Linked DNA regions of Homo sapiens: all the other regions are linked to region 2. Evidence: chromatin loops called from intact Hi-C (ENCODE). Cell type or tissue: heart left ventricle. All regions are shown on one strand.

Region 1 (8,000 bases), 1.1 Mb after region 2:
AATCTCACCACTGGCCAAATCGTGACCCCAAGTTATTCCACTGGAACTTAACAAAAGCCGTCATTTTATGAATACCTAACTAATTTGATCTTCATTTTTTCACTTCCTTTCCTTAGAGAGAAATTATTAAATTATAGCATGATAAAAGAAGCAATAATCTCTCTGAATCTTTTTTTTTTTTTTTTTTTTTTTTGAGACCGAGTCTCGCTCTGTCGCCCAGGCTGGAGTGCAGTGGCGCGATCTCGGCTCACTGCAAGCTCCGCCTCCCGGATTCAAGCAATTCTCTGCCTCAGCCTCCCGAGTAGCTGGGACTACAGGCGCCCGCCACCACGCCCGGCTAATTTTTTTGTATTTTTAAATAGAGACGGGGTTTCACCGTGTTAGCCAGGATGGTCTCCATCTCCTGACCTCGTGATCCAACTGCCTCAGCCTCCTAAAGTGCTGGGATTACAGGCGTGAGCCACCGCACCCAGCCAATCTCTCTGAATCTTAACGGCAGTGAGACTAAACCTTTATCAGTGGAAGAATTGACCTAATTTCCATTTCTCAGCAGCTCTCGACCTTACTGAACACATCTGGCAGTGTTGAAGTTTCTTTCTTAGCAATCATTAATATTTATGCTTAATTCTTGGAAAATTAAATTTCTCCAAGATGAGGTTTCAGATACATTATTAAAAAATGAACTAAGAATTATGTTTTAAATCCCTAAAAAAGACCACACAAGTGGTTTGATACTTTTGGTTCCAAATAGATACTGTGATATGTGATTACTCATAACTTAGAGTAGTTCATTTTAATTGGCTATAATATTACCTGAATCTATAAGTGAAACTGTGTAGTTGAGAAAGAAAGTCATTCAATAATCTATGTCTTACTTCATCCTCACAATATTTGGGAAAATAGGCAATTTATTATTTATAATGGAGTAGGTAAGCTTTTTCAGATTTAGGTTTTTAACTTACGGATAAATCTAGTCATTATTTAATTCTTGTCCTTAGGAAGGATATGTTCTGTATTGCTAAAAATGAAACTGTTTTACTTCATCTTTAAAAAATACTGATTCCTGTGGGCACTATTAATCATCATCTTTGTCTACCAGTTGGTAGAAAACATAGAAAATAACAAAATGCCTGAAAATATCACAGGCAAGAAGAAAAAATAATGGCTAGAAAATGTGGCCATGAAAAATTCATATAAGCTGGAAAACCAAGTTATAAATCATTGCTTCAAACTCTCTTCATTTATCCTTTCAATAAGGCCTTAAACCGCAATGGCACATAGCTCTAGAGAAAACATTGCTGTGGATACGCAATGCTGTAACCCTACCTTTCGTGAAATTGGTCACCATTAGTTTGATACACGTATTGATTTTTATTTTGACATTGGTCCAGCACTGTCTCATGTGCAGTTGCCAGTTCTCTTTTCTCCTCAGCTTCTTATCCACTAGTATCTTCCTTAGAATGAAACCCGTTTCTCTCTTCTTCAAACACTGGGTGTTCATTTTTATCTGCAGTGTCTTGCTGTTCATTCCCAGCACTATCACTTTCCTGTGTATTCAGGCTCTCTGTGCATGAAATGTCTGTTCCATCTATATTCTCTCTTGGATTTATAGAATTTCTTGGAGCAAAATCTTCTACTTTGTCTTGTCTTTTTGTGTGAAATATGGCAAAACTTCTATGAACTAGAGAGGCATTGGTCTTCTCAGCATTTTTCTTGTTGAGTTTATTAACCTTTTCTTTCTCAGAGGAGAGCTGATTCTTCTGGGTAGATCTCTCTAGAAGCCACCATAGGACACAAAATATTTTAATGGAGAATGCAGGTGATCAGTATAATTTTGGCTTTCTATAATGGCATCTTTATCCAGGTTTCTTTTTATCAGCAGATATAAGCTTTTAAAAGCTAAGTAGAAGGAAATATGACCAATTGGGTTCCAAAAGATTTTCTTGTTTGTAACTAGTAAGACCCAAACACAAGCAAAAAAAAAAAAAGGGGGGGGGGGGCATTTTTTTATAAACATCACTTCTTCCTGCACAGGGCTTTATGAATGTGCAACTTCCTCTGAATAACAACAGGACTTTTATAACGGAACTTTCTTCATCCATAACTATCTACTTTTCTAAAGATGTTACCTGCGAGGGCTGATGTCCTTTTGCTTTTGACGGGCATCCTTTCCGTCAGGTCGGCGTTTGACCACACCTCCTTCGCCTGTGGAGGCACAATTGAGTAATTGAAGTTACATATCACATCTGGGCTTTTCAACCTCAGCACTCCTGACACTTGCGCTGGATGATTCCGTGTGGTGGGGAATGTCACGAGCATTACAGGACAGCAGCATCACTGGCCTCTATCCACCAGATGCCAGTAGCACCCTCCCTCCCAGTTGTGATGACCAAAAAGGTCTCCAGAGATCTATAAATGGGGAGCAAAATCACCCGTCACCCCAGGCTGAAAACTACTATATTATATGATTCAAACATAGAAAAAAGCCCAGTAAAATTAATAGTAATGTAGAGGGCAGAACAGTCTGAATTAATGAAAGCCTGTATAGACTACAGTATCTGAAATGAGCTCACTATTTTCAAAGAAATTCTGTAAAACTGTCATTATGGGAAAAAGCCCATCTTCATGAATAGATGAAAGGATGTTAATAATGTGTGCATCACCCTTGACCTCTGTGTAAGTTGTCTTGATATGGTTGACATATAAATCAAATAGAAATGAGAGGATACATGTGAATGGGCTCTGTAAACCAGAGAGTAGGAGATGAAAGTCAGCTTTATAAATGGAACCTTTACAGTGCTTAGAACAGATGGCCCTTTTCCTAAGTGGATAAACATTCTTCTCACAGTCCTGGAGTATCTGAATTAGTTGAGCAAACCGTTAGCTAATGTACCCCATATAAAAGGGAAACATTAGCCCAATCCACCCAAATTATCACAACTTCTAAAGTTTTGCATTATAAATTAATGACATTGTGTGGATGTCCAAAAAAAGTATTTATTTCCCCTTTGAAACACAACATAATCTGCCTTCAGCTGATTTGCAAGCATGAAACACCATGTAAGTTCAGAGCACAGATATCAAGACAAATTGCAAATGTGCTTTTTTTTTTTTTTTTTTGAGATGGAGTTTCGCTCTTGTTGCCCAGGCTGGAGTGCAATGGCGCAATCTCAGCTCACTGCAACCTCCAACTCCCGGGTTCAGGCGATTCTCCTGCCTCAGCCTCCTGAGTAGCTGGGACTACAGGCATGTACCACCATGCCTGGCTAATTTTTTGTATTTTCAGTAGAGACGGGGTTTTGCCACATTTGCCAGACTGGTCTTGGACTCCTGACCTCAGTTGATCCGCCTGCCCCGGCCTCCCAAAGTGCTGGGATTACAGGTGTGAGCCAACATGTCCGGCTGCAAATGTGCTTTTACACAATGCAGGGGGCAGCTCCATGGATTCAGAGTATTTCCGTTTTTTAGATGGTGAACTTAAAACATAAAGGCATGTTTAGTAAATCTGTGGAAAGCCAAGGCTGGAAGTGAGAGCTTCAGAGTTTCTCTTTAAGTGAAAGTCCAGAGACGGCACTTGCCTACTTTTCCCTCTGCAGGGACAATGGGCTGCCGCCTCTTCAAACAAAGCTGATTGCTCCCTCCTCTGTGCTTGCACAGAACTCAGCACATATCCCCACCCCTGGTGTCCCTTATAACACTTTAAGCCTTTTTTCCTGTCAATTTCCCACTAGACTGTGGACTTCCAGTGGGCAAAAAGACTGGTTCATCTTTGACTCCCTGGTGATTACTTCAGAGACCAGTACGTAGTGATGATGATGATGATGATGGTAGTGGTCATGGTGGTGGTGGTGGTGGTGGCGGTGGTGGTGGTGGTGGTAGTAGTGTTGGTTGTGGTGGTAGTCGTGGTGGTAGTGGTAGTGCTGCTGGTGGTGGTGGTGGTGGTGGTGGTGATGATTGTAGTGGTGATGGCGGTTGTAGTGGTGATGGTGACGGTCATGGTGATGATGGTGGTAGTGGTGACAGCTACCATGTATTGTGCACACACATTATGTACCACTCTTCTAAGCACTTTGTTTAACTGGTTGCTCCTGCTAACAGCCCTTTAAGATAGATACTATTAGCCCCATCGTACAAATGAAGTTGGGTAATTTCCCAAGGTTATAAAGTTTAGAAATGGTAGAGCTAGGATTCTGACCCAGCTGTCTACTTCAGCCAGTGCACCTAACTACCACCCTATACTGTCTTTCTGGGGAAAAAAAAAGATAGAAAGACTATAGCCAAGTTACATGATTCCTATTTATTGAGATCTACTACATAGTTGGCACCACAGGAGATAAGAAAAATGATTAAGAGAGAAGGTCATAAATCAAAAACAAATTAGCAGAGTGAAGAGATAAATATTTGTCGAAAGATTACAATTAACATGGAAGAGAAGCAAAAAAAGGAGAGAATTTAAGTCCAATTTTGAAAGCATATATCCAAATTAGTCGAATAAGACAGTTTAACAAATTGTGTTTAAGGTGTTTTATAACTGTCTTTCAGTTCTTCCCTTTTGAAATGAAAACTTCTGGTGTATCAATAGACATTGTGCTTCTGGGTTTATTCTGTGTGGCATGAATGCAATGATATAAGCATACGTGGATTTAATAATGAAAACTGGTATGTATCAGTCAATTTCTACTCATAAAAGTATATAAAATTGAGCAGCTGGCTGTAAGACTCCATGGAGCACTGATAGATCCACGTTTGCCCCTGAGGCCATCTGAGTATCAGGTGGAAAAGTCCACATGCTAACCCAATATTCTTTGGGTTCGGAGTTGGACTTGACCAACAGGAGAAGCTGTCAGTATTGAGGAATATAAGAAGCCAGCTTCCAAGAGAGGTTGCTTTTTTCTTTAGTAATTATATATCACATATGTTTTTCCATTTAAATAATGTAAGAAGGCCTTTATTCATTGCCAAAGGCTGTTATAGTTTCATTTCCCTATGTAATACTGACATCTAGAGGAACTTTGAACCGAAGAGTTTCCAACAAACAGAAGTTGTATTCTCCTGTCCTTTCCAGGACAGACGCTGTATTTCTCCTTTTCTTTTCAGGACTGCAACCAAAAATATGAAACATTTTTACTTTGTATTTCTAAGTTATGCCTAGAAGTTGCTAAAATAGAAAGCTCAAGTTTGTAGATACACCTTGTTTATTGTCCAAAAATGAAACATGTCTTCTACCGATTAAAGAGCACAGGACCAGTGCTCTTAAGCATTAAGTTTCTGACCCAATCCTGACCATCCCCAGTTAATGGGATGAAAACCATGTCAGTGACTATATTCCTCTGCTGAATTCACATCGATGGCTGGGATGAACCTAAGGACCTCTTTCATGCAAATTCACTTAAAAATATTTCTATATTTGCATATGGATTTCTTTGGAACTATTTACCAATTCCTTTTATAATAATTTATCAGTGGATGTAGAATGACACAGGGAAGAAAGGCTAAGTGGTCCAGATGTCCAAGTATTCAAAACACAGCTTAGCTCTCTCCACTCTGTCTGGCTTCCTAGACTGGTCTCGTAAGTGGGATATACGTACCCAGGGAGTGTCCATAGTAGTCCTTTGGAGGGTATCAAGGACATGCTAGAACTCATTTCAATTTATTCCATTCCTTATGGATTGAATGTATCCCCCCCGACGATATACGCACACAAATTCATATATTAAAATCCTAACCCTCATGGTGATGCTATTAAAAGGTAGGGCCTTCGAAGGTGACTAGGTCATGATTGGAGAGTCCTCATGAATGGGATTAGTGCCCTTATAAGAACCAAAATGAAAGTTTGCTCACTCTTTATGGGGAGAAGCCCACTACACACTAGTAACGGGGCCCTCGCCAGGCCCTGGATCTGCCAGCAGCCTGATTTGGGACTTCTCAGCCCCCAGAACTGTGAGAAATAAATGTTTGTTGTTTAAACCACCCAGTCCAGAATAATTTGCTATAGCAGCCCAAGCTAAGACACCATTCTTTTAACATTTATATTTTACATATGTTTTTAAAAATATATTGATACAATTGGACACATATAAAAGTATCTCTGACATATTAAATGTTATTTATAAAAATAAAAGTGCAGCCAGGCGCAGTGGCTCACACCTGTAATCTCAACACTTTGGGAGGCCGAGGTGGGCAGATCATGTGGTCAGGAGTTTGAGACCAGCCCGGCCAACATAGTGAAACTCCATCTCTACTAAAAATACAAAAATTAGCTGGGCCTGGTGGTGCACACCTGTAGTCCCAGCTATCAGGAGGCTGAGGCAAGAGAATTGCTTGAACCCTGGAGGCGGAGGTTGCCGTGAGTCAAGATTACGCCACTGCACTCCAGCCTTGGCAACAGAGAGAGACTCCGTCTCAAAAATAAAATAAAATGAAATAAAATAAAATAAAATGCATGTAGTGGTTATCAATGTATATAATTATAAATAAATATATCGCGGAGTGCTTTAAAATATTTTACTGATGGCAGCACAAAATCAAAATAATTTGGAGACAATTGTAGATAACACCGTGCTTCACACTCTGATTTTCTGAAGTGTGTTTTGGAGCAGGATCATTCTAATTAGTCGGTTTGAGTGCAAGAACATAATTAGAACTATCAGCTCAATTCTTGCAAACTCTTTTTCTCCTTCTGCAAAGTACTGCTTTTAAGAGTTCAGTATTCATCGCTTGCGTGCCAGTTTTGATTATTTAAGCAATTTCAAGTCAGCACTTTATCCTCTTTTCTCCGTTAACCATTACATTTACTGCCATAGGATCCAGATTTGAACAGCAGGGCGGCATCGGTCCACAGGCGTGTGCCGGCTACCTGGGCATGAGTGCGCTCTCGCCCTGCGTCACAGACCTGTCCCAGTACTACATCAAAACCCTACTTTTCCTGAGAGTGGCGGAATAGCTGAAAGGGAAATTCATTCAACTGAACAACATCGTCTAATCCTTCTTTCATTCCCATTCAATAAAAATCATTTAAAAAATCAATGGTAAAACGGATTTGTCCTTGAAAGAACATAAAGGCTGAGATAAGGGCTGCTCCTCTGGACCTCAACAATGCCACCATCGTTTTCCGTGTTACTGCAGCGTTCTCAATGTGTCTGTCTGCCCGCTGGCATACGGACCCTTCTCTTCCCCTTCGTTTCCCCAGCACCGAACAGAGGGTAAAGTTCTGAAGTGCTTGGTGAAGCAATGCGTGATGAAGAAAACAGTGCTTTCTGGAATGGCACGTTCACTGTGAGAACACTCTGTCATCAGGCTGCACCCCTGAAAAGCCAGGCTGCCCTGGGGGCCATCTCAGATGCATCCCTGCCACGGTGGCTCATATCCACAGCCCTGAATTTACATAGCCGATGGCCAGCAATATCAACGGCCATGCATTTTGGGATTACAGTTGCTGCAGAAAATTGTGTTCATAACATAACATATAGAGAATTCCTGGTTCTTTTTAAAACTGTTGCAAACAGGCCAGATAGAAGAATGGAGGAGAACAAATATTTGTAATAATTTGTAGCTGTGACCCACAGCCTGGACTCTGATGGTGGCAGGTAGATGTTAGAGGTCGGCCACCCTGTCCTACAGCTCTGTCCTCTACTGCCAGGCTCAAGTGTTGGTCTTTTCAAACCTCCTCAGCTCTGAACGTATCACCCACATGGCCTTTCTACAACAAGGGGGTTATCAGGATAAGAAAACTCGGAAGTGTATTTAAATTCTAAAAGTTCAGTGTGAAAAAGGAATAGCCTAATGGAATAAATCTGACCAGTCCTGGGCTCCGCAGAGTCTTTTCTTGCTAGCAGAGGACGCTGGGTCATGTACCCTGAATAACAGTTTTGCATATTACTGTTTGTGGAAATGCCAAGATGAACAATTTTTGGCCATTTTACCTAAGTTCTAGAAATATCTAAACAAAAGTATAACAATTTATAATGACTTTATTAAACTTGGATTAGATTCCTAATGGG
Region 2 (8,000 bases):
CCAGAGTGAACCCTCAAAATTCCAGAAACTCTTCCTAAGAGAAAGAAATTATGCATCCATCATTTTCTTTTTGCCCCAAATGTAGACACAACATTTGTTTGCCTGGTGGATAAAACTGAAAGTTATGCTAATATTGGAAACCCAGATCTGGGCATATCAGAGAAATTTGTTTTTAAAGGGACATTGCTAAGGACTTTGAATCCAGCACTTGACCTGTATTTCATATTACTCTGATCTAGTCGGGGATGCCTTCTAGGTTCTAAATGCTTAATTGGAAAATGTCTGGCACAGCCAGAAAATAAAGCCCAACTCTCCTTTTATGAGATTTACAGCAGACTGTCAACACCATCTGATAATTGAATCTCCTTGAAATCGGCAGAGCTATAGAGATATCATCAGGAAAGCTGATGTACAAACAAGCAAGAAGAAAAAAAAAGAATTAGAAAAACTGATTTTACTCCATTTAATGCATAATCAAGGGAAATGCAAAATTTGCCCAACTAAGGAGAAAGAGAAATACGAGGTATAGTTTTCTCAAGCTTTGTTTAGAAGCAAAAGGATCCCTCCACTACACTCCAGCCTGGGTCACTAAGACACACACACACACACACACACACACACACACACTCTCTCTCTCTCTCTCTCTATATATATATACACACACACACACACATATATGTATTTCCATATATATATGGAAATATTATTGTCATGCATTAGCTCTTTTAAAATATCCAAAGACAACCTGAAATGAACAAAGCAGGAGGACCTGGGTGAGTCTGAGCCCATTCCAGAAAAAAACAGTTGGCAGCAGTAAGAGTGGTGTTTACTAGAAAATTAACCTACTTCCAGCAGACAGTAGACAATGTGACTGATATTAAACAAAATGCGTGGATGTGTTTGCCTTGATGTTCGAAGGGTGGAGCTGCATCTGTTTTCCTATTATGTAAAACCCCTGCCCCGCTCCTGCCAAAACATTCTCCCAGTGACACGTCTGCCCGCCTCTGGATGCGTTCCTTACTAAAACAAATACGCCTAACACCGCATCTTTGATAGCAAATGCTCACAAAGGCAAACAATGAAAACTCCTAGGGTGCGTTTCTTGGGATGGCACCGGGCACCATGCGGAATTGCCACACACAAAAGCAAAACAGTGCTCCTGGCTGACTGGGCCAGGCCCCAGAGGTCAGCAACTTTTAGTAACTTGCTCTTTCTCGGCGAGTAACTAATTTCCCCCGCTCTGGGCATCCCGCAGTCCTTCCCTAAGAAGTCACTCTGTGTGTAGATGTTGTCTCTTTGAGGAGAGTGATAACTACTCAAGCAAACCATTCTTATAAGCGCACACTCTCACGAATAAAAGGAGAGTGTCTCATGGACGATACTGGCACCCTATAAAAGTGCAATTCAGCCTTATCTAATCTGGTGCGTGTTTCATCACAGGGACATGCAATAATGGCAGCCTTTGTGCTGAAGGAAGAAGGAAAAGCTCTCACGCGCGGGCGAGGTGGCGGGGGTCTGTGACCCGGCCCGGACTTTGTGCCCAGCTCTCAGTGAGGACTTCGCGGTCCTGGGGCCAGTAGGTGAGAAAATGATGGATGGGCCGGGTGGGCGACGGCAGGAACGGCCTGGAGAAGGCTTCCTCCTCCCATCTGCTCAGGAAGGACCTCAGCGCCAGACTAAACACAGGCCGGCGCGGCTGCGGTGTGCGAGCTCGCGCGCCGGCCGCCGGCCTTTAAAAGCACCTTCCTGCGCACGACGGGGAGACACCGGGAGACCAGGCGCCCCGACCCATCGGCTGGTCTTGAGGAGAAGCAGGACCGCCCCAGACTGTCGCCGCGGCCGGCAGGGCCGGGCGCTCCGCGGGGAATCTGGGCCGCGGTGCCCTGTGCCCCACTCCGGCAGGACTGGGCTTCCCCGGCTCTTCGAGGGAAGACCGCACAGAGAAGACCCTGGGCACCCCTGTGGCGGGCCGGACCCCGGGAAAGTAGGGCCCCTGCTGCCCCGCGCACTTGGTGGCCAAACACCTCCGGAGCCTGAGGTCTTGGGCCTCCTCTGGCTCTGCGTCCGGGGTTCTCTTCTCTCCCCCAAGGGTTGGCCTTTGGGTCAATCGTCCAGACCCAAGCCAAGCTTGTGTTGGGCAAGGGAGGAATTCCTGGAAAAGGAAAAAGCCCCTGCCACCCTCCGCCCTTCATTCATCTTCCCTGCCACCCACTCTCTCCTTTTCCCTGCTCCTACCCCAACCCTGACCCTCAAGGCCTACCTGGCCAAAGACAACAGCTGCGTTAGTCGCTAGGCCTTGGTGGGACTGAAGGCGGAGGAGCCTGGGCATCTGCTGGGGGAAGGCCGCACTAGACTGCAAGTCCTGGGTAGAAGCCCTCCCCATCTTGGGCCAGCTCTCTTCTGAGAGCCTCAGTTTCCCTCTCTATGATGCCAAGGGCTTGACTTTGGTGACTTCTGGACAGCCCCGGCATGGTGTCCTGGAGGTGAGCTACAACCTGAAACCCACCTCCTGCTGCCCATCCCTCCTCCAGCCTCCTCTGGCTGACGTCTGCCATGGGTCCGAGAGGAACTGCTCCTGCTTCCTCAGTGTTCTGAGGCTCCTGGCCTGCCTGCCTGCCTGCCCATCTGTCTGGAGCTGTGGGTAAGAGCGGGCCCACCATTGAGGCAGGGGCAGAAAAGAGCCTCTCTGCTTTATTTGCTGTGTTTTCTGGAGAATCTTCCTTGGGGAAACTAAATGAAGGGAAAAGCAGGAGAGGAGCCACCAGATAGCATCCAGGAGGAGAGAACAATGCATTCACCAGCAGGTCCTTTATTCGTTTATACAGAATGTCTGTGTCCAAATATATACCATTTTTCTGTGCATGCGCGTATACCAGTTTCTCCTCATAGCACTGGCGTGAGCATCTCTAGAAGAGTATGGAAGTGTGCAGATAAACCAGACCAGTGCAAGTCAGTATGTGTACACATATATAATAGATTCAACGGTTGCTGTGGGTAAACATCCTTCCCATAATAATTAGTATTTAGCTTCATGGATGTCTGCAAAGGGTGCTCTGTTACACACCCAGCTGCTAGAAGAAAGCCAAACACGGAGCAGGCCTCTATGTGTTTGTTGATTACATGGATTAGTAAACGTATCATCGATCTGAAATGCACATTTTTTTTTTCATTTTAGCAACTGAAACGGAGATGAGATTTACCACTGATGATATTTAATAATTTAGTTTTTTCCCCTCTTAGTGGCTCATAAGCACTGTACCTTATCATAAGTGGCGTCTTAGATCCAGTGAGCCTGTGCAGAGTGCAACTGCGAGGGCTGTGTAATCTTGGGAAAGCTCTCTCTTTTCTTTAAGCTCAGTTTCCTCATGTGTAAGATGTAGATCATAATATCCATGTCAGCGTCCTTGTGAGGATTAGGTGAAAGGAGTGTTTAAAGCACACAGCAGGATGACCGCATACTAAGTGTTCTGTGCATCCTACCAGTCTTTATAATTGTGGTTATGAGTGTCCGTGTTTAAGATTGGAGAAACATGGAATAAATTTGCCTCTCATTAGCGTGCACACTCTGCCCCAAACCCCTTTTTTTGTGGGGGGAGGTGCTGCTCCATCTAGTGAGTGGGGAGATTTTCTAATTCCCACTGGGGTCCTTGTGACCCCAAGCCAAAGCGGACCTTTAGTAAATGTAAATTCTGCATTTCTCTGCTGCCTTCATTTATAGTCAACCCGGTCGGACTAAAAAGAACTACCAGGGCGACCATAACTAAACACTACAGAGCAAGTGCCTCCTTTCCTCGCAGACATTTATTTCTGTGGAAATTCGCCTGTTTGCCATAGTTTGTCTTTTCTTATTTCTTCACTTCCAAACTAAACAGCCCTAATCCGAGCGCATACCTCTCTGTGTGCCAACGTTTCGCCTGTGTCTGTGTCTGCTGCGTATGTAAATACGGGCGAGCCTCTCTGTGGGCAAAGCCATAGGTGTGCATGGTCCTTGTTCCCATAGGCGACATCGGGGTGTGTGATTGCACGTGGGGGTGTGAGGCCTCGCCAGCACCGCCACTCACTGGTCCTGTTCTCGAAACCGGTTCTTTGGAGGCTCAGTTTTTGGTAATTAAGACTAAGGAGTGTTTAAAAAACAGAAGTACATTTTCCTGGAAACCAGCAGTCTTTATTTGCAACTTTTATTGGCAAACCTGGCTGCCAGTAAATACATTCCTTGGCATCTCCCACAATGTAATTCACTGGATGGAGCGGCCTTGCTTTTTCTGTAACGTGTACGTCAATTAAAAGGGCCGCCTGGAAGGAATGCGTAGCGGTGGCTGAAAGCCCCAGTCTCGGGTCACCTCCCTCCACTCCAGGAACAAAAGCGTCCGTGGTCTGTGCCTGGAAGTCTGAGAGGGTCTCCCCGATGGGGCTGTTCCCGCCCGGACCCTGAGGGATGAGAGTTGCAGCCTAGAAAACCAGGTGCCAGGCCCTGCGGGGTCCCACGCGGGCGGCGCGGTCTTCCCCAGGCCTCCTTCTCTGGAGACCCGGTTCCCAGGGGACGCTGTGCGGGGACAGGCGGAGCCGGCCCTTGGAGCCCGGCGCGGGCAGAGGCGCCGCGGAGACAACGCCTCCGACGGCAGGGGGCGCTCGTAGCACGCGCAGTGCGCGGTGCGGGCGCCCAGGACGGCTGCCTGGCCCCGGGTTCCCGAGGCGCGGGACCTGCCGGGGTGAGGTGCCCCCAGCCTGAGAGCCCCAGCCTGGGTCGGCCAAGGGGCCTCCGGGCTTCCACATCGTCCCTTTTTCTGCTGACGCTCGCGGGGAAGCGGCGGGAAGCCTGTGAGGGGCGGCCTGGGAGCAGACGGACCACCAGGTCACCGGCGCGCGCTGCCAGGCGCCGACCCACTCGCGAGGACCAGCGGTTCCCGGAGGCGTCGGCCCTCAGGTCCTCGGGGGAGGCCGGCTGCACCGAGCCGGGTGTCGGCCTTGTCCCTGTCCTGAGAGGTGCAAACACCGGCCCCGGCCCAGGCCCCCGGGGCTCCTGCCCAGAAGGCTCAGAGCTGGGGGCCGACCGCGCCTTACCCGCAGGAGGCCCGGCGGTGCGTCCGCGTTGGTGCCACTCCCCGGCCGGGGTGAGGGACGTCGGAAGGAAGGTCCCAGGGCGCAGGGTTCCGCGAAGGGAGCACTCGGAAGGAAGGCTGGCTGCGGCCCCGGCGCCTGGGTCCGCTGCGGCGCCGGGCCGGAGACCTGGGAACAGCCAGCCACCTGCAAGGTTGCAGCCCACCTCACCCCGCCGGCGGCTCCGGGGCTGTCTGTGGGTCTGTCTCACGGGGCAAAGCCTTTCTTCCCACACCCACAGCCAAGGCGCGTCCGTGCAGGGGCACACGCCTTCTGCTCCAGCCCCAGGAAGGCGCTTTCGCCCTGCAGTCCTCCGACGGCCGGCTCCCGCCGCACCGCGCACCCTGGCTCCGGCAGACTCTGGGGCCTGGGGACTCGCCCACCCTGCGCGGCGCGCCCCCCACATGAGCCGAGGTTGGGAGGCTGCGGGGCCTCTGTCCTCCCAGGCCGTGGAGTGCGGCGGCCGCTCTGAGTCCGCTGGGGACCTGGATGGAGAGAAACTGGGGCTCGTTCGCGCACACATGCACCATTTGTTCTTTCCGATCATCTATCCCTTTACGAATTTTATTTTTATTCCGGATTGTTAATGCAAGACGACAGTTTGAATCTCCATTTACCTCTGCCTGAACACAAGAAGCCCTGAGTCTTTTGAAGCCGGGCACCAAAGTTAAAGATTCACTTCCCGCATTCCCCATGGCCCCCTCTTGCAGCTTAGCTCGGCTCTGAGCCCCCGAAACGCCCTTCGAGGCGGGGGCTTTCCTGCCAAGGGGCGATAGGTGGGCCATCCCGAGGCGGGAACGATCAGGTAGGTGTTGGCTGGCTTTCTCCTGGGTGAGTAGTTAGGGGAACCGCCCCTCCAGGGGACTTAGATGACATTAAATTATCCCATCACACAAACTTCCCGTGGAGGTCTGCCCCCAGGAGGGCAACTATCGGATTAATCCAACCATGTAGACAGGCAATATGGATCACTTTGTCTTTAAAACAATCGAAAACCAAACGCTCTTTTCGTTTATTGTAGAAATTTTTCTACTAAGGACGGGGCTGAATTGGAGGGACTGTGCTGACAAATCCTCTACTTGAAAATCCCCCAGCTAAGGAGTATCTGCCCAAGGTCGCGGCCACCCAGATGTTCGGTCCCCACTCCTTCCTCCGCTGAAAAGTCGCACCGATGACTAACGTTGCCTGCCGGCCTGGTGGTTTGAAAACGAATGCCGGGCATTGATGCAAGGATATCCTCCCCTACCCCTGGGATTCTGGTCTAAGCAAAGGAGGCCGAATGGAGAACTAAGACAATTATCTAAGTAATCTAAAAAGCTCAAAGACATCCCCAAGCGGACCTTGCTCCAGTGGTCTGTGATGGCAGCCTAGTGGACAGTTTTCTAGTGGCCCTCTGGGGTTAATTGCCTTAATCTTCCACTCTGTCTGCCCCAGCAAAGGGAAAGATGCTAAAGCAGCTGTGGACTTGCAGCCTCCCTCCTGTGTGTGCAGAGCCCCCAGGAATCACTGCCCCAGTGCAGCAGGAGAAGCGCCTTCCCTCATGCCCTAAGCCTGCCTTTTCTGTTGTCCCCCAGCTCCTGGGCCAGGTGGAGCCCCCCCTGAAGCTGGTTTCTACCTGCCCTCGCCTCCCCACTGCAGCCCACAGTTCGGCTTTCAGGGCTGAACCCAGAGCCCAGAGGATGGAGAAGCCAGAAAGCGGGGAGGTAAGGGAGAGGGCGTCTAGGCACACCACAGAGGTGATTGGGCTGTGACGGGGACAATCCGCACAACACGAGCTAAGCTCACACCCCTAGGGAGTGATTTTTCCGGACTGCCCCCATCCCAATCTCCACCTCCTCTGCTTTACTTGAAAAAGAAAAAGAAAAAAGAGAGCTCCTTCTGGCTCCTGGTGACCCATATTTAGGACACCATCCCATCCCCCAGCACACACATTCCTACAGTGTCACCTGGTCCCCAATCCGAGCATTTCCTGGAGTGCTCGCCACATTCCCCTTCCTGGTGCTTTTCTATGGTGGGGCCAGGGGAGGCCTTGTTTTGAACATCGCTGTGACGTCACTCCCCCTCCTCCGAGCTAAGCACCCCTCGGTGGGCCCTGGGAATTGTTGCCCGGCCTGCTGGGGAGGGGCGGAGTGTGGGCCCAGGGAGGGTTCCACCAAACATCCATTACCGCTGTCGCCTGCGGGGCCTTCAGGCTGCAAGTACGTGAGGTGTCAGAAAAGAAGCCGAAGGGTTCCCGTGGGGGCTCTTCTGCCAAATGAGTCAAGAGATGTGCGGAAGCGGATGATTGAAGTACCCCGTGGAGTAGCAGAAAGGGGCATCAAAAACTGTAACCTGAAAATAAAAGCTTTAACCTGTTCCCCAAAAGACTTCATGCCTGCGTCTTAATGTTCAAATAACACCACTAACAACAAAAATGAAATAAGAAAAGTGCTTGAAATACAATCAAGCCGCTTACTGGAGGCTTGCTTCCGAGTAAGTTTATAAAACACAAATGCAAATATCTTTTCCTGGCGAATATCCAGAGCTAAACCAGTGGAAAGTTGATCTTGATAAAACTACGTCCCTCCATTTTTTCTCGCACGCCAGACACTAATTTCACAACGGCGACTTTTATACCCAAAACGGAGAGCTGAGAACACCGCTGCAGGTCGATTTGCAATTTACATAACAAGCTGTTTACACTTCACTGGGCCGATGGAGGGAGGAGGCAGGGAAGAGCAGGAGGCGACAGGCTGGTGGGGGAGGGGGCAGCGGGGCACCATTGCCTGTTGCAAAACTCGGGGCCGAAGGCGTTTCCCGCATTCGGAAAACAAAGCATCCGTAATCGCTGCGTTCATCTCCGCGCACCGCTAGCAGTGTAAAAGGCAGCTTCAAGACCGAACTCACCACTTGCTGAGGTGTTC
Region 3 (8,000 bases), 500 kb after region 2:
TATTAACAGTATGACCAAAAGCTTATACAGCATTTAACTTTAATTTATACTTTCTGACAAAATAGAATATAATGCCTTTTCCATCCCAGAATTTCCACTATTCTGCATTAAGTTTTTAAAAAGGTGCAAGATAACTTTATATAAAGTTTTAAATATTTCTTGAGAAAAACCATTATATGCTAATATCTGACAATTGTTTCTCCCAAAAAGTATGATTTTTAAAAGAAACTGAACTTTTCATCCTTAGGTTTTATTAACACTGATGTTTTCATTAGACAGGACATGTAATTTATATTGATAAGCACAATACCACTTCAAAAACAAATTGGACAATCATGAAATTTTGGGGTTGTAGGAGATCTTGGAGAACATACAGCATAACTCTTACCTGTTTCCCAAAGCCTCACATCCTATTTTACAGATGGGAAAACTGAGGCCCAGAGAGACTATGTGTCTTCCTCACAGGTTTGTTTTACATGATTATAAAAATTCTGACAAGATTAATTCCCTTAATTTCACATGACAAAGAAAAAGTACCCTGTGCTAGTTAGAATTTAGAAGGTTTTATATTTCAATATACCAATCAAAAATATAAATCAATGAGGCTTAAATCACAGAATTACAATTAAAATTGGGTTAAAGAAATGTAAATAAATTGCCAATATAGTGAAATCGTCATTCCATGTGTTAACCCTATAGTTATCTTTTGGATTTATTACAAATTCCTATGAGATAAATAACTTCTAAGTTTTCAAAAGGTGGCCACATCTGTGTTCTTCTAATGTCCTAAACATTACAACAATTAATATTTTTATCATTACACTGATGTTTCAATAAGATACCTCTATATGCAACCAACTATTTTATTTTATAAAGCTGTACTAGAAAGGTCTAACGTCACAATACAATGTAAATAAACTACAGATTATTCCGTAAAATATTTTGTATGTGGCAACAAACATATGCCTTTAAGTTTGACTAATACAAATGGAAGACTATTAATAAAAACTAAATGACAGCAACAAAATCTATATCACTGACGAGTCAAGATAGTATACATAGCATCAGATCATAGAGCTAATGTTAAAAAAACTCAAACATGTGATAGGGGCACTACACAAAATGTCATGTGCTAACATCTGGAATTAAGATTACTTACAGTGGAAAAAATAAAACGTCCCCGAAAAGTGAAGGCACGCATTAAATCTTGGCACTCTTTTTATAGTTGTTTTACATATAGAAATGTAATTCTTACAAAGAACTAATTTCACTAAAGGTTACAATTGTACTAGTATTTTCTGTAAGAATGCAAGAAAATGAGTAAGATTAGTCAAAACTCTGTTAACTTCTATGTTATTATGAAAGATATTGCAATTTTTGTATTAAACATTTCATGTGCCTATGACCTGACATTACTGAGATTTTTTTTTTAAAAAGTGAGCATTTAAGTGTCAAAATTTTACTGAAAAGTTTTTACTGAAAGTACTAATTTAGTATGTAATTTATGTTACATTATAAAAAACAGTTTTTTACTGGCTAGGAACTAAAAATCTCTGACCAGATAAGGGTTTAACCGGGATGTTTCTGTTGTAGTTAAAACACATCTTTTCCCAAGTGATAGAACTTGGGAAAGTTCTTAGGAAATTCTTTCATAAGTAGCATGGTAAAAAAACACTAAAAAAACAAAAAACAAAAAAAAGAGAGAAAATAAAAAATGAAATTTCAGTAAAGCTTTTCAGAAGAAAAAACACAAGAAAAAGGGACAAACTAATATTTCACACATTGGAAATCCAGTAACTGCTTTATGGATTAGTCTCTGGATCCTGTGCCAACAAAGTTGCACCACCAAGAATCATCATCATGTAAGATGGTTCAACCTGATAAGTGGAATCCCCAGTTAGAAACTGAGAGAAAGAGAAAAGAATCTCCCACGAAATGAGAGAAAGTATATCAAATCTATCTGAAACCATTCCTCAAGAAAGACGAAATATGAGCAATACATTTATGAACTTATGTGTTTATCTAAAATAAAGACACAAACTGTGGGGGAAAAAAGGCAATTAAATTTAGCGCCAAAATTGAACTTTAGGGCATTTATATTACACAAATTTTTCCACTAACCATTAACACTTCATTGAAAAACAATGGCCACATGAGAAAACATACTTCGTGATTACATGCAATCATCTATCAATTTAAATAATTTTCAAAGTATCTATATATGTTTAAATATTTTACATCAGATAAAAGAAAGGACAATTTGGACATAAAGGAAAATCTAAGTATCATAAGCACAAAACTTTGGTATTTTAACCTCAAACAACAGTGTGCGCTCTAGTTTATTAATCAACAGGAATGCTACTTAATTAACCATGTGAAAGTTAAAGTAAGTAAGAAAGACAAACAAGGCAAGTATTACTTAAGCTATTATTATACTACACTGGAAATTTTTCAAATATCTAAGATTTTGTAAGATGTAGTCACGTAAACAAATGTAAAGCCATCATAAATTAAAATTGGTTATAAAATGCCAATAAAACATTGAAGTCCCCTATAATTCATACAAAATCTGTTTTTAGACTTTAAAAAGGGCATCAAAAACTATAAAGTGTATCATTTTTAAAAGCCCATTTAAAAATTATAAGCAAATTGAAAAAAATGTTATTAATTATCCAACATTTAATTATTCATGCAAAATATTTATAAAATATTGTCAAGGAAAATAAATGTTCTAGTGCTAATATGAAGAAAATTAATATGCTGGTTTTTAAAAAAAGTTTTAAAACAATATTCTTCAGTTAGTAAGCAACACAAATCACTTAGATTTGCCTGCTTGAGACACGATTCTTTTGAAACCAAGCAATTGAAGGAAATGGTGTTGCAATACTGTCCGTTTAATGAAAACCGTGGCAGTGAAAAGGTCACATAAATAATCTGCACGATGTTATTGCATTAAGAAAGTCACAGTCTAAATCTAATGCCTGCCAAAGAGGGGCTAAAAGTGTAAAAGAAAAAGTACGCAGTCACCTGCAAAACATATTATATTCTGATTAAAAGCTGTTTTTAAACAACCTTTTAATCTAAAACCCATTTGCTATCTCAAAAATGACCTATAAAGAAATGTTTATGTAATTGTGACTAATTCAATTATCTTACACCCTGGTTTTAAGAAATATATGATAATGAAAGTTCAACTTATAAAATTCCATTTAATTAAATTAAAAATTCACAAAATTGCAAGATTATGTGTTTAGACATCAGAATTTTCTTTGTCCTTGTTTTCAAACCGCCTACACTACTAAAAATATTAGGGTAACACAGATAATATCTGTGCATACAAACTGAAGTTAACACAGTAGACTGCTTAAAACAGAAAAACTACATACATATCTTCTTTTTCTACTGATATGACAGAGTATAACCAATTAATCATTAATAAGTAACAAGCAACAGCCAGAATATGTTTAATGCTTCATTAAAACAACATTGAGGCCCATTACAGTACACAGCGTACGATGCTGGAAACCACCTTATACCCTCGCAAACCGCATTCCCTTCTAACCTCATTTGGGGGAAGCAGCTAGAGGATGAATGGCAATATGCTCTCAAGTAAGCTTTTATTAAGTATGAGAAATAAATTATATTAAGTGTTATTTTTTGAACTCAGAAATGAGGGAAGGGGTTGTTAAGATATCAAATTTACTAAGAAAATAATTATGTCAGAAATAACGTTGCTGTCACAAGAGAGACTTGCCAGATACTGCTTTTAAGCACGTTGTTATACACACCTTTAGAATAAATTTTGTGACCCAGAGATTAGTCTGTGGTACTAAAATTCCTGAGAGTAGACCAGAAAAAAAATAGAGGGTAGGAGAAATGTTTTCCTAAACAATGTTAGCATTACTCTAGTGGCATTAAGAAGCCCTTATTTCGTTTATAATTAGTAAGATACTGAGGTGATGGGATTGTTAAGGACATGTTACAAATTGCTTTTCTACAACTCACTTCCGAATCTCAGTTTCTACTAAATATGATTCTACTTCATTAGATCCTCATGACTGTGATCTCACCAAATGCAATTCTAAAACTTGAAAATTACCTTGGAAATTTGTGAGAAGCCACAGAAAGGTCCTCGGAAGCACACACATATTAAATATTAATTATAATGATGACTGTCATCTTTTATAGTGATTATGTCATTATTTAGGAATGTTAATTAAGACATAAAATGACTTGTTAATAGCAAATGCATTCTTAAGCAATATATTTGTGCTTGTGCACTTAACAGCAAACCCAGTATGGGGACTGAACCATAATAGACTACAGTTCTATTTTCTAAAATGCTGACATTTGAGCAAACGTTCCCAGGGAATGTTTGCCTGATTCGTGGACTGACATTTCCTCTTTGTAACTTGCTTAACTAAAGAGGAGACATGCAGGCCAAACTCCACAGTGCCCGCAGGCAGCAGGCTATTGCTTGCCGCTGCAACTTGTGCGTGGTTTCTCTTTTACTTCCCTCTGGCCCTACTGCCCCTCAGCCCTTCACTGTCTCTTTATTTTGACATGCATATTATCTTAGCTGATTTCAATCATCTTACAGGAGTGGATGACATACCTTAAAAGATTAAGCTTCCCCACCTGGGATTTGTCCAGAAATTCAGTGTATTACAGCTTCTCAGAGCCTTCTTCGTTCTCCTATATTCTTGTGTTATCAATAGTAGCTTTCTTTCTTATTTTATGTTTAAGTATGAGACACAGGCAGCTATGCTGATGGAGTCAGTTTGTACTGTCACTCATCTTTCACTACAACTGCAAGGTTCACTTCCTTTGTCTAATTCTTTGCTGCCATCTATGTGTATAAAAGAGCACAACATTCTTAAACACACCAGAAACTTCCTCAGTTTCAAAAACAATCATGTCTCTAATCTAGAGGGATGAAGAAGGAAGCTTTAGGGATAATTTGCTTCCCTACACAAACGTAAAGCTTATTGGAAATTTCCATTTCTTTCTCTGTGAAGCAAATTTATAAAACTGAAAAATGACTGAAGTTACATTATTTAACATAATATTATTGAACATAACCAATAGATTTTTTCCATTATTGCTGCTGATAAATTTTAATTTGGCAAATTTGATGAACTTATGCTTGAAAAACAAAAGTTGAAATTTTAAGTCACTTAAGTAAATAATTCCAATAAGATAAATTAATTTTTGCTAAATTGCAATCTAAATATCTTGCCAAATGATAGAGTGAAATGATCACTAAACCTAACCGGGTGCGGTGGCTCACGCCTATAATCCCAGCACTTTGGGAGGCTGAGGCGGGCAGATCACAAAGTCAGGAGATCGAGACCATCCTGGCTAACATGGTGAAACCCCGTCTCTACCAAAAACACAAAAAATTAGCCAGGTGTGGTGGCAGGCACCTGTAGTCCCAGCGACTCGGGAGGCTGAGGCTGGAGAATGGCGTGAACCCGGGAGGCGGAGCTTGCAGTGAGCGGAGATCACGCCACTGCACTCCAGCCTGGGTGACAGAGCGAGACTCCGTCTCAAAAAAAAAAAAAAAAAAAAAAAGAAATGATCACTAAACCAAAACACTTTCCTAATATTTAATATAAAGCAAATGCAAAGCAAACAGATGAAAAAATTATTTACACACATTATGTAAACAACCAATAACTCAAATATTGTGACATAATAATCGACTAACTTCTGTCAAATATTCAAACACTTCTTCTCTAGGGAAGATGGAGAAATGTATCAGACCACACTAAAGAGCCTCTCAGCCTCCCCTTTAGGACTGACCATACTGGCTCTGAATTGTCCTAAGATAAGTTAGTGTCAAACAAACAAATAGAAAGGCACTCTAGTGTGAGCCATATGGGAATGTTACAACAAACAAAAAAACCCTGTCCCCTACACCATGTAACAATTAATCCATGCACTCAGGGTAAAGACTGGTTATTTACCATCAGTACTAATAATGTGGGTTGACAGTCTTGAAGAATGTCCTAAAAGGTTTATTTTGTCAATACCACTAATTTCTAAAAGACTTTACTGTTATATACTAAAAAAATAAAAACCTGGCACCAATGAAATATATGGAATGGGAGTAGAAAAGAAACTCAGGAACAGGTTTTTTTACCCTGATATACCAAACAGCATAAGAAGTGCGAAACTGCTGCCTCTTCTCTATCAGCTCCCATTTAGAATAACTGCATAATTGCTATCAACACAATACTCCTCTTCTCTGGCAAACATTTCACTTTAATTATCAACACTAGAACCGTACACAAGTTGAGCTAACCTTTCAGGGTGCAACATTTTCTAAAGAATCAGTCTCTTAACGATAAACTGTTAACGGAGCTGTAACATGCCAAACCAAGGCTTGATGTGCGGTTTCTTATAAATAAAGCAAATCTAAATTCGCTGTGGATTACACTTTAAATTAACATTTCCAAACTAGGAACATACTCTGCCATTTTTCAAAGAGTAAAAGTGATACCTACTAATCACTCATCTTCGATCTTAGACATTTTTCAAAAAATAGAAATCTGATACATTCAAACCATTTTCATATGATTTATTTCTTGCTGGCACTGGTAAGGTATCCAATTAATGATTTACAGTACAAAGTAGCAGAAAAAATTCTTACGCATTACATTTTTTGAACTAGAAAAGATTTCATTTTATTTTACCGTACTAACTTTAAGGATCCAACTTTAACAAGGCAAATTTTATAAACTCCGCCATATGTAAGGATAAAGTAGAAATCATATTTAATATCAAGCTTTACTATGTATTTTAAAAGAGGTATTAAGTCTAATTTTTTTAAATATACATACAAATTTTGGGGGCGGGGGAGATACATTATGGTATTAAACAAAGTATCATTTATGTCTTCACCTTAATTTATGTAAATTACATACTGTAATCTAATCAAGAATCCTGGCTGGGCAAGGTGGCTCATACCTGTAATCCTAGCACTTTGGGAGGCCAAGGCAGGTGGATCACCTGAGGTCAGGAGATGGAGACCGGCCTGGCCAACATGGTGAAACCCTGTCTCTACTAAAAATACAAAAATTAGCTGAGCGTGGTGGTGGGCACCTGTAATCACAGCTACTCGGGAGGCTGAGGCAGGAGAATTGCTTCAACTCAGGAGACAGAGATTGCAGTGAGCCAATATGGTGCCACTGCACTCCAGCCTGGGCGACAGAGCGAGACTCTGTCTCAAAAAAAGAAAAAAAAAAGGAAAAGTTTTACTCACAGTGTATTTACTAACTTACTCTTTACCCACCATTTTTATAAATAGCATCTAGAAATTAATATTGTGGTAAATATGTTCATTTAGCTATTTGTATTAATTTTAGCTTAATATATATAAAATAATGTTGCAATACTAAAATAATGCTACTCTGGATTTTATTTAGTAAACAAGCCACTATTTATAAACACATTAAGGGTGAAAAACCCAACAAGCATAGCTTTGTGTGGTCCACTAATTAATTATGAGCAAAATTCCAAACATTATTAGCTGTTATCAAAATTACAATACCACCTAGCTCTAATAAAACAGAACAATCTGTTTGAACAGGGAGAGGAGAACTTTCATAGAGTGTTCTCTCTCATATAAATTCTTAATGGACTATAAAGGACTTTTTAAGTGGTTTTAGATTTGAATTCAATTGCTCAAATCTACAACAGGCTTCCAAGAAGAATCTGAGCCAGATGACACACAGGCACCCACCAACAGCATACACTCCTGCCTACCCTGATGAATACAAAGTCAAACATGCTCAACTTCTTCCTAAGAACCATGGGAATAAACTAGTCATATTTACAATCGTGGTGTTTATTCATTATAAACCTAAACATGAAATTATAAAATGAAAAAGGTTTCGTATTGCAATTTTGCGCTGTAACAAATAAAAGTGGTTACAAACTGTATTAAGTTATCACGGGGGCTGTGTCCACACAGGTGAAGGGACAACAGGACTGAT

Evidence for each region. A loop is a pair of places that touch in the nucleus more often than their neighbours do. Peaks named below come from ENCODE experiments on the same cell type or tissue, not always from the same donor. Only the 100,000 strongest peaks of a DNase experiment are listed, where the experiment ranks them.
Region 1: a loop joins it to region 2, with 9 times the contacts of the local background. A loop is called at or near these places in 49 of 110 quality-filtered maps.
Region 3: it touches region 2 in a loop (6-fold over the local background); 103 of 110 quality-filtered maps call a loop at or near these places.

What each region holds. Positions count from the first base shown.
Region 1 is chr6:2,690,655-2,698,654 of GRCh38, forward strand. MYLK4 (myosin light chain kinase family member 4) reads right to left here. Exons shown (of 13, transcript NM_001012418.5): 3 at 2,130-2,205. Among named protein-coding and RNA genes, the nearest start is that of MYLK4, 56 kb to the right of the region's middle. In heart left ventricle, a CTCF peak has its summit at 4,994 (motif pointing left); no DNase peak of the experiment used is centred here.
Region 2 is chr6:1,599,898-1,607,897 of GRCh38, forward strand. It overlaps FOXCUT (FOXC1 upstream transcript), which reads left to right and starts at 5,634. Exons shown (of 2, transcript NR_125804.1): 1 at 5,634-5,902; 2 at 6,119-7,461. RefSeq lists silencers at 4,353-4,772, 4,823-4,892 and enhancers at 6,194-6,694, 6,695-7,195, 7,553-8,000. In heart left ventricle, CTCF peaks have their summits at 4,619 (motif pointing right) and 4,821; DNase peaks (open chromatin) are centred at 4,614 and 5,364; H3K4me3 peaks cover 1,321 bases; H3K27me3 peaks cover 7,132 bases.
Region 3 is chr6:2,099,631-2,107,630 of GRCh38, forward strand. The region is part of intron 4 of GMDS (GDP-mannose 4,6-dehydratase); the gene reads right to left. Among named protein-coding and RNA genes, the nearest start is that of GMDS, 140 kb to the right of the region's middle. In heart left ventricle, a CTCF peak has its summit at 4,859; a DNase peak (open chromatin) is centred at 4,451; H3K4me3 peaks cover 835 bases; H3K27ac peaks cover 198 bases.